Linked DNA regions of Homo sapiens: region 1 is linked to region 2. A link is an interaction called in ENCODE POLR2A ChIA-PET data of the cell type or tissue named here. Cell type or tissue: Panc1. All regions are shown on one strand. Links, peaks and the distances in the headings refer to the core of each region. The heading gives the core; the rest is flanking DNA. Region 1 has its middle 14 kb from the start of REV3L. Region 2 overlaps REV3L (REV3 like, DNA directed polymerase zeta catalytic subunit).

Region 1 (5,389 bases), core at 284-5,283, 170 kb after region 2:
CATTCTCCTGCCTCAGCCTCCTGAGTAGCTGGGACTATGGGCTCCTGCCACCAGTTTTTTTATTTTTGTAGAGATGGAGTCTCCCAATGTTGCCCAGGCTGGTCTTAAACTCCTAGGCTCAAGGGATCCTCCCAGCTGGGCCTCCCAAAGTGCTGGGATGATAGGCATGAACCACCATTCCCAGCCCATTTCCTTTTTCCCTTTGCACAGTACCAGATATATGGTTGGTACTGCAGAAATAATTTCCCCCTGCCCTCTACATTGATCATTTGATGACCAAATAGTGTCCGTCTAGCCACTTATTTATGATTTGTACAAAACATTCCGCTTTCTGAGGTAGACAGTGATATTCTGAAGCCATCAGTAAGAGTAATTTTCAGTTTGTTGAAAGTGAACATTCTTTGTGTAAAGGTCAGCCTGTCAGGAAATAGCATGCTACTCTGTTCTTTTAAGATTATTTTTAAAACCTTTGAATATGTGTGTTTTTACACTTTAAAAAAAAAAAAGTAGTGAGAAACTATACCTAGTGGTCTCACCAGATGTTTTCAAATCAGAACTGGGGCAATCTAGTTGTAATTTATTTTCACAAATTTATGAGAATAAGAGCTGATATTTTTCTTGCTTGAATTAGCAGGTAATTTCATTCTCCATTCCTCTTTAGTGGGGAAAATCTAGCCTTTGGATGAAAATGTGAACCAGAGGTTCTTGCCAAGTCTGCAAAGCAGTATAAAGATTAGTTTTATGAATGAAGGAAAACACTACTCATTTTTCTTAGGAGGCTGCTTACTTCTGCATTTGTATAACATGTTTTTAGACTGAAAGCTCATAGAGAAAAGAGAAGGATCCTCATTCTAGAATATCTGCTCCCCTGTACTTAGCATATTCATAGTCTTTCAAGACTTAATTTATTAAAGATGTTAAAGACTTTGACACTTGGCTTACAGTCTTTCTCCTTCACCTGAATTCCTGCCCTCATCCTGAGTAAATTCATCACCCAAGTAGACAGCCCATCTAATACTGTTGGGAAGGGAAGGTTATACCGTGTTATGGATTAATCTCTACCTTATGCCAAAGTATGGTGTTATAATTCTCCTTTGCATACCCAAAATTAACAATAGGCTGAATCATTTGATTATCATTCCCTTTGACTCTAACATAGCTTTTATCCTTTCCTGTTTTGCTTTACAGTTTTGGGTCTAGTTCATCTGATAAGGTACATTTCTAATATTTTTTAAAATTAATATTTATTCAATCAAAAAGAGCATGTCTTAGACATCATGGGATGAAATGATAACTGAAGGAAAATAACTCCTAAAAATAGTCACCCTATTTAAAGAGGCTTTTGTAAATCAAAGTAGTCTCTAGTTGTAATTCAGGGCCAGAGGTCTTAGGCCCAGGTCCCTTGAGTTTTTTCATTCTTGAGTTTCCCAGCTTCTCCCTTCTGCTCTCAAAGATTGTCTAAAAACATACCCCTTTTTTCCCCTGTAGTAGCAGGGAAAACAGCACTATTCGGGTGGGGAATAGTGATGGGGCTTATTGGTATATATAGGTCATTTATTGAATAATAGTAGAGCATTCTGGTGTTTAAACTCTGCAGCCCAATTTCCCTACTTACCTGCTCCATAACTTGGGCAAATTACTTTCTGTGCCTCATTTTTCCTGTCTGTAATAAACAGATAATAATAGTAGTACCTACCTCTTAGTGTTGTTGTGAAGATTGAATTACATATATTAAATGAGTTAACACCTTAGACTGCTAAGCACTCAATAACAGTAAGCTATTCACAATTTAGAGGCAGCTTCTCCATTTCCTAAAATATACTTATTCATCAAGAAGAATGATGTAATAGTGAAAGGTAGGAGTTTTAAAAATTCCGTTGATTGGATGTAAAAAGTAGATTCTTAGAATTTCAAATAACCCAAGAAATTATTTATACCATTGGTTCTTAACCAGTAATATGCATCAGAATCATTTATGAGACGTTGTAAAGATACATTTATCTAGGCCCTTTCTTCTCATATCTACCAAGTCAGAATGCCCACAGGCAATTCCAGTGCAGTCTTCCTGTCAAGACCATTGAAATAATCCAAGTCTTTAGATTTTATAATGAAGAAATTGAGACTCAGAGAAAGTAAATGACTTGCCTAAGACCCCATAGAGTAAGTGAGATCCAGGTTACCTACCTCCTTGGTAAGCGATCTTCCTATTCTTCTGTGTTGCCACCAAATATATTAACTTTTAAAGAACCTAATATGAGAACTTATCCTTCTGTCAGTTATATCAGGAAGAATAATATAGGCTTTAAAACTTACTTCATTCAGCATTTAAATCAAAATAACAAAATTCCGGCCAGGTATGGTGGCTTACATCTGTAATCTCAGCACTTTGGGAGGCTGAGGTGGGAGAATCCCTTGAAGCCAGGAGTTTGAGACCAGCCTGGACAACATAGTGAGACTCTATCTCCATAAATAATAATAAAAAAACTAGCCAGGTGTGGTGGTGTGCACCTGTGGTCCCAGCTACTGGGGAGGCTGAGGTGGAAGGATTGCTTGAGCCCAGGAGATCAAGGCTGCAGTGAGCCATGATCACACCGCTGCACTCCAGCCTGGGAAACAGAGTGAGATCGTGTCAAAAAAAAATTTTTTTTTAATTTTTACAATTTATTCAGAGGACTATTGCACCTGTACAGAAGAACTTAAAGTGAATTTTGCTGTCTTTTTCATGAGGACATTAGTCTTTGCCACAATGCTTACTACTAATGAGTACAAGAAAACGCTGTGTGGGACAGAGTTGCTCGATCCAACCTCACAGATTGACAGGCAAACAAATGTTTTATAGGGCAAGGTAGCTGTTGGAATTAAACTTTTTAGGATTTTTGATAACAGAATATGTACTTCTCATAATTAGGGTTTTTTAAACATTTTTAAGGATTTTTAAACTTTTATAAAATCTCAGAATTTTCTAGTCTGTGAACAGTTCATGTAGAAAAATCAGTGGTTATTATGTACACTGTTATTGCAGCTTCGCTGAAAGATTAAAAATCTAAAAAATACAGTAAAAATAAGTTCTGAGTTTTTGTATTGATGTTGGGTGCTGTGATGTTATCTCTTTTAAAATGTGTTTTTCTTTTTCCATAATATAAAGGAATCAAAAAATACAACTTGTATGTGAACTTGTGCAAATGTGTGAAACAAATTAAGGTGACAGGGCAGAAGCAACAAAATGAAGCTCAAATGAAATCCACCTCTCAAAGCAGGTTCTATTTAATTTCTCTATATTTGCTATTATAAATTTTTTATTTTCATATATGTGTTTCTTTGCTAGAGATGATAATTGGATGCCAACCTAACTTCCAATTTTTAGGTGATTATTTTACCAACAAACCACTCACCTTGATGAGTGCACTGCATGGCCCCCGCTCCAAAGTCCACCATTCAGATCCTCATCAATATGTTATGACGACTGTTGCCTTTACTGTGTCTCTGCCTGATTCCATACCCTTTGCTCTACATTTCATCTCAGGTTCTGTCTTTTGGACCTTTTCACTTGATGCTTGTTCCTGGCATTTGAATCTCCATTCAACCTGATGATCTTTGATTTAGACTCACCATCCAGTTCCAAGCTGCCAGGATTTATTACCCTCTGATTTCAGCAGCTCAGAAATCCCTGGCACAGTCACAGGCTGGCTACCTCAAGGGACCAGCCCCAAACACTAGTGCTGTATTATAAACATCCATTTATTCATCTTTTTAACAGATTTTACTTATTGCCCACTATGTATAAGGCACTACAGAAGTTTCTGGGGATATAGAAGATTAGTGGCAGAAAGCTCTTAAGTCTCTTAAAATCTGGTAGGACAAATAATACAACTACATAATTATAATTTAAGATAGTATGTGTTCAACTACTAGAAGTTATATATACGAACAGGACAGTAATTAACAAAAGCTTCAAATAGATCCTTAAGTAATTAAGGAGCATAGGGTACGAGGATACGTTACCAATAACCTAGAGTGGTAGGTCACTGACAGGTGGCATCTTAACTAGATTTTGACGGTAAGATAGGGGAGACATCATGGAAGACAGATACTACAAAAACTGGAACCAACAAGAACAGGAAAAATGTTATGTTAAACCTTATTTATCCAGACTGACAGTGTAATGAGGAGTGGAAGAAAGCTTAGAAAAATTGGTTAGAACCAAGTTCTGGAAGGCTTTGAATGGTGAAGAGTTTAGAGTTGGCGAGCATGTATTGGACAGTCAGAAGGTTTTGAGCAGGAAATGAAATGATAATTGGCTTGATTTAGCAGTGGTATGTAGGAAGGATTTGGTGGTGAGGTGATATGCAGGCAGAGACTGTAAGCTAGTAATTTAAAGTAGGGGAGGGTCTGGAGATGACTTTCTTCATGTCATTAAATCTTGTTATTTGTGAGGTGCTGAGCTAGGTGCTGGGGAAAGAGTGAGAACTAGATCCTTGCCATGAGGGAGTTTTCAGTCTAGTGAGAGACTTGATATCTTAAAGCCTCCTTGAGGGGTCTCTATCCAAAATTTGGTACTCTGCTTCTGACTCTTGCCTGATTACTAGGTGATTAGATCCTCAGTTTACAATGGGCTGTGTTTCCTACCCTCTCAAACTGCTTTTCCATTTTTTGTGTCAGCTAAGGCAAAAATATTGCAACCACTTGTATATGGAGAAAAGCAATTTATTACTTAAAACAAGATAAGACATGAATACTGCACCAGATAAGGCAAAGAAGAAAATGACATGTGTCTTAAAGAGATAACTGAAGATGATGTGGAGAATGAATTGGAGGTTATGTTAGGGGCAAGAAAACTAGTTAAGAGGCTGTCGTAGTAATCTACCTGCTTAATTAAGAGGGCCTGAACTAAGACAATGTGAAAGAAAAGGAGTCCTTGGTGGCTACTTCCACCATAATCCTTTCTGTCTCTCCCTTGGTACAACGAAGGGATAGATAGGTGACTCTCATTTGGAATTGACTTTTGAACTGAGGGATTCAAAAACAACAAACACTCAGTTTACTTCAGACTTAGGGGTAATGCTCCTACTGTCAAGTAGTCTAGTTTCTGGTTATCTTTTTATTTGGAACATGGTTCTGCAGTCTTTAGTGAGCTTCCTGATAAATCTTTCTTTTGCATTAGTTAGACTGTTAGTTACTAGTGGTTACAGTATTAAAAACAACACAAAACAAAACAAAAACTACCCTAATTGACATTGTATGTGATATTTGAAGCACTTATGGATAACTAGGAGAAAACTGTTAGGGAGTTGGAAATATGGAACTAGAAGTGTGGTTCTCAAGGTGTGGTCACTGATGCAGCATCAGCATCACCTGGGAACTTACTAAAAATGAAAATTAACAGGTCCCA
Region 2 (5,389 bases), core at 246-5,245:
ACCTATTATCCCAAGAGCAGTGTTTCTCAACCTTTTATCATTATTGTCCTTCCAAGGAAAAAAAAACACAAATTTAAATTATATTTAACAAGGCAAAGTAATTACTAAGAAGTAAAATATTGTTGGGTAGGTCTGGGCACTGTGGGGCCAAAAACTATGGTACTGACTTTTTTGTGTCCTCCTTCAAGAACTTACTTGTATTCTGCCAGGGTGACACTGTTGTGAATTGCTCTCATACAGATGTCACTAAACGTTTGGGTTTCTTGTTTTTGAGACAGGGTCTCATTCTGTCATCCAGGCTGGAGTGCAGTGGCATGATCATGGTTGACTACAGCCTTGAACTCCTGGGTTCAAGCGATCTTCCCACCTCACAGCCTCCCAAGCAGCTAGGAGTACAGGTGCACACCACCATGTCCGGCTAATTTTTAAATTTTTTGTAGAGACAGGGTTGCACTTTGTTGCCCAAGCTGGTCTTAAAACTTCTGGGCTCAAGCAATCCACCTGCCTTGGCCTCCCAAAGTGCTAGGATTTCAAGTATGAGGCAGCACGCCTGGCCAATGTTTGTTGAATGTATCAGGTAGTGAATGGTGATCAAAAGTTTTAATGACATTGCAAGTAAATTTCCTTTGACTGGAATCATATAATAACTATAAAATCTGATGTAGAGAGAAAGCATCAGCTAGGAATCAAAACACTGAATATCAATTTATGGCTCTTTACTGACTAGTTGCAAGATCTTAAATTTCTTATCCTAGGGAAATTTGTTCTTAATAAGCATCACTTGAGGCACATTCTAAGCTCTCCCCAAGTATGAAAACTGCTGGCCTAAATAATATCAAAATCCCTTCCGGCTCTGACATTCTGTGAGTCTATTATTTTTTGTAGCTTGACTTCTTACAGATCTTAAAGGGTAAATAATATAACTACAATCAGAATCATGCTGACTTCTGGGTGTTGTCAACAACATGGATAGCCCCTGAATTAAAATCAGTAAGTTAAAGGATTAACATTTTTCCCTAAATATTTTTTAAGGAGTTCTGCTAACAAGTGGAGAACTTATTTTAGTAACTCTTATTTTGCTGGAATACCCAGCAGAAGTAGTTTCATAGAACAATAAAATAACCAAAGCCAAACTAAGAAGTGGCTTTTGATGAGCAACAGGAGAGAATATGGATAATTAGGGCCTGGATAATTTGAAACTATCCCCACCGGCTGGTAATGAAACAGCTGCTCTATAAGGCAAGGTCTCATTCAGCATTAATATGATTATGCTGTCTGTATGAACATTTTAAAGAACTGGATAAGATTAAATGCTGTTCAAAGATTACTTATAAGCTATTTAATGATCAGAAGCATTATCTCCTATTGCTCTGTTGGACTGTAAAGAGATCAGAGGTCTTGAAGCAAGTGCTCTTAGCATGATCACACTGTGACTCTACGTCCCCAATATGGAAAAAATTTCACTGTAAGAAATTTGAATAGTGCCTACATTCTAGAAGAATTTCAATAAGCCATGCAAAAAAGATGTTACATAAATAACTGAAACCTGAAAAATATCACAGCAAGCAGGAAGCATGCAAGCTGGTGTTAATAACTTACATTATTAATAACGTGCCTTCAAATGCAGGCACATTATTTGCCAATCCATAAATAATAGGCTTGAGGAAGTCTGTGGACCCTCTGGAATCAAATGGAAAACTGTATTTGCCTATATGCACTTCTCTTAGAAGGTCAACATATTCTGGGGCCGAGTGGTAAGTTAACCATTCACAGTTCTGGCAATTGTCCTTCAAAAACAGTTTATTTTAAGATATACACTTAAATTCAGAGAGTTACAGCTATATTAGAGGAATTATTCACATTAAAAGTAGTTTCTTTAAATAAACTAGACTCCTGTGTACACAGTTAGTTTACAGATCACTATCTACTTGGCTTAGAGCTACCTGGAGGGAAGCCATAGGTATCTTCAGTTTGTGGCTCAGGACACAAACTGTCTCTTACGATCCTATCTGGTAAATCAGGATCTGTGTTAACTCTGATCATGAGATCGTAAGGACTGGAAAGGACTCAGACAGAACTCTGTTTTTAGAAAAGATTCCCTTAAGCCATTTTAAACACTGAAATGAAGATCTAGAGAGATGCAAAAGACAACTACAAAACCAAAAACCCATTACCTGTCAGTATCGCCATATACAACCCTAGCCCCCCATTTCTTGGTATCATTCACCAGTTTAATAGCTCGTTCCAAGGTCTCTCTGGCTTTGTGAACAATACTATCGCCAACCTGTTGGTACAAACACATTGGAAATAATTTCTTAACATAGCTCAGTATAAGTTAACAGACTTTAACATATAATACATTTAATTACTAAATATTTCCAGAAATGAAACGAGAAAAGAACGTAAAAAAGAAATCAAAATAGCCATCAGTATCATCATTCTTTCTACAAGTACTCAAGAAGAAACTGAGGTGAAGAATTTGAAAGAACCAATCAATATACAAACTTGTCTTTGAGTATAACAGTAAGTGGACTGCACTTGTTACAAGGTACTCAGCTACGTTGGATTCTTGGAAGAATAATCCTTCTTTATTCAAGAACTTTTTTTTTTTTTTTGAGGAGTCTCACTCTGTCACCCAGGCTAGAGTGCAGTGGCACAATCTTGGCTCACTGCAACCTCTGCCTCCTGGGTTCAAGCGATTCTCCTGCCTCAGCCTCCTGAGTAGCTGGGACTATAGGCGCACGCCACCACACCCAGAGAATTTTTGTATTTTTTAGTAGAGATGGGGTTTCACCATATTGGCCAGGCTAGTCTTGAACTCCTGATTTCGTGATCCACCCACCTCGGCCTCCCAAAGTACTGGGATTATAGGCGTGAGCCACCGTGCCCGACCTATTCAACTTTCTTATGTGCCCTTACAACTCATCAGGCAGAAAAGCACTCTTTGTGGGTGCATGAGTATATGTACGTGTATCTCTCAAAATTTTTCTGTTGAAGTGTTGATGATAATGTCTTTCAATATCATTAAAGTTAATGCTGAACTTCAATCTTGTCACTAGTTATACAAAGAAAAATGTATCTAATTATATGATGGGAAATATATTAAAACTGTTCAATTTAAATTAAATAGGTAGATATATATCTAGGAAGGTTTTACTCATTGGTGATTAGTGAATTTTAACAGTGACCACAGCATGAGTTTACAAAACAAAAAGATGCTGGGCCTTGACAAATATGAGAAGCATGCTAATGAGATTTTACAGTTAAGTAAATTAAGGAGACTATATAACAATGCTGTTTTATTTATTAAACTCATTAAAGCTAAGAGTGGGAAAAATTGCCATTCAACATAAAACATAAATGGAGCATTCCTTTTGCAATTTTAAAACGCAAACTGCACATTTTTTTTTGTTAAGAAGCAAACAATAGCAATAATCATCCTTCTCCCTTTACTGTAAAATTTGAATTACTAAATATAGGATTGAATAGTATTTAAAAGGCTATTTAAAATTGCATTACAAAGGACATATTAAGTACATGAACAAAGGAATAAATAATAAAACTAGTAGTAGAAACGAGTTGGGATTTATTTATTTATTTATTCTGATTTATTTACTTATTTTGAGACAGAGTCTCGTTCTGTCACCCAGGCTGGAGTGCAGTGGTGTGAGCTTGGCTCACTGCAACCTCTGCCTCCTGGGTTCAAGCAATTCTCGTGCTTCAGTCTCCCGAATAGCTGGGATTACAGGAGTGTGCCACCATGCCCAGCTATTTTTCGTATTTTTAGTAGACAGGGTTTTGCCATGATGGCCAGGCTGGTCTGGAACTCCTGGCCTCAAATGATCCACCCGCCTCAGCCTCCCAAAGTGTTGTAATTACAGGTGTAAGCCACCATGCCTGGCCTTAGGTTTTAAATTAAGATTATGAATTCTGCTGAGACCTCTAGTACATCAGAAAATCTTGAGAATGTAAACTGTAACTTAATACATTACAAAAATCATGTTATCTAATGGAAACTCAAATTGAATAAAATGTTCTGTTACCTACTGCCACTTTCAAACAAGGTCAACTTTTAAATATGTGAGGAAAAAGAGCTGCATAAGCAAGCCATTTTAGTGTCAAAGTCAAATATACTTCTGAGATGTATACTTACAAGTATATACTCGAACATATACATAGTGGTCTTAAATGTCTGCCTAATGCTCTTACTCTGGCGCATTTAAGTTATACCCCAAAGAGTCAGAACTCTGCAGTTACCCCTGAAGACCACATAATAAGAAGAATTCAGCAGCACTAGAGTGAGGGGGAGGCGGAAGAGGGAAGGAGAAGTAATTAAATTAACAGATTCTGCTACTTTGTGCCAAGGTTCCTAACCTGAAAAGCATTACTTCATTAAAGGGCTAAGAGAGGATTTAAAAGAGGAAAAGAAATGGTTTCACAATTTAGGCCATGATTGGGGATGCTCAAAAGTCTTTTTTTTTTTTTGAGATGGAGTCTCACTCTGTCGCCCAGGCTGGAGTACAGTGGCGCAATCTCGGCTCACTGCAACCTCTACCTCCCGGGTTCACGCCATTCTCCTGCCTCAGCCTCCCAAGTAGCTGGGACTACAGGCACCCGCCACTACGCCCGGCTAATTTTTTGTATTTTTAGTAAAGACGGGGTTTCACCGCATTAGCCAGGATGGTCTTGGTCTCCTGACCTCGTGATCCACCCGCCTTGGCCTCCCAAAGTGCTGGGATTACAGGCGTGAGCCACTGCACCTGGCCTCAAAAGTCTTAATAAAAACAAATGTTTTAAGTAAAAATTAATTCCCTGAAAAGACATAAAAAGGAAGAAATAAAGTTCAGACAATTTTTTAAAAGGCACAAATATACCTTTATCATAAATATGAATGACCAATAATTTAGTAGAAAACTGTCAACATATAAAAATTTTAATTTATGAAGTAAGTCCAACTGAGACAGAGACATTAACCTCCACTATTAGCTACTTTATTCTCCATATTCTCTTCATAGGAATTTTTGCTTACCAAGTCTTGTCTTTCTCTATGATGGTACTGAGACAGAGACATTAACCTACAACTATTAGCTACATTTATTTATTCTCCATATTCTCCTTATATGCTTACAAAGTCTCATCTTTCTCTATGATAGTCCAGATCTAGTACTTTTTTGATTGTGTGTTCTCTGAAGGAAAGCAGGAGACCACAGTCAGTAATCCATTTGCCTCCCGCTTTTAAAAGCTTTTAATTATTCTGGATACATAACTGTTGTATATATACGTATATGCGGTACATATGATGTACACAGGCAGACAATGTGTAATGATCAAATCAGGGTAACTGGGATATCCATCACCTCAAGCATTTATCATTTATTTGTGTTAGACA

The links. Peaks named below come from ENCODE experiments on the same cell type or tissue, not always from the same donor. Only the 100,000 strongest peaks of a DNase experiment are listed, where the experiment ranks them.
Region 1: POLR2A ChIA-PET joins it to region 2 with 6 read pairs; 3 of 35 experiments call an interaction of 5 or more read pairs at or near these places.

The regions. Positions count from the first base shown.
Region 1 is chr6:111,494,723-111,500,111 of GRCh38, forward strand. It overlaps TRAF3IP2-AS1 and the pseudogene LOC107986520. Among named protein-coding and RNA genes, the nearest start is that of REV3L, 14 kb to the left of the region's middle. In Panc1, for the core only: no CTCF peak of the experiment used is centred there; no DNase peak of the experiment used is centred there; H3K27ac peaks cover 2,557 bases.
Region 2 is chr6:111,320,395-111,325,783 of GRCh38, forward strand. It overlaps REV3L (REV3 like, DNA directed polymerase zeta catalytic subunit), which reads right to left. Exons shown (of 32, transcript NM_001372078.1): 26 at 2,175-2,284. Among named protein-coding and RNA genes, the nearest start is that of SLC60A2, 64 kb to the left of the region's middle. In Panc1, for the core only: no CTCF peak of the experiment used is centred there; no DNase peak of the experiment used is centred there.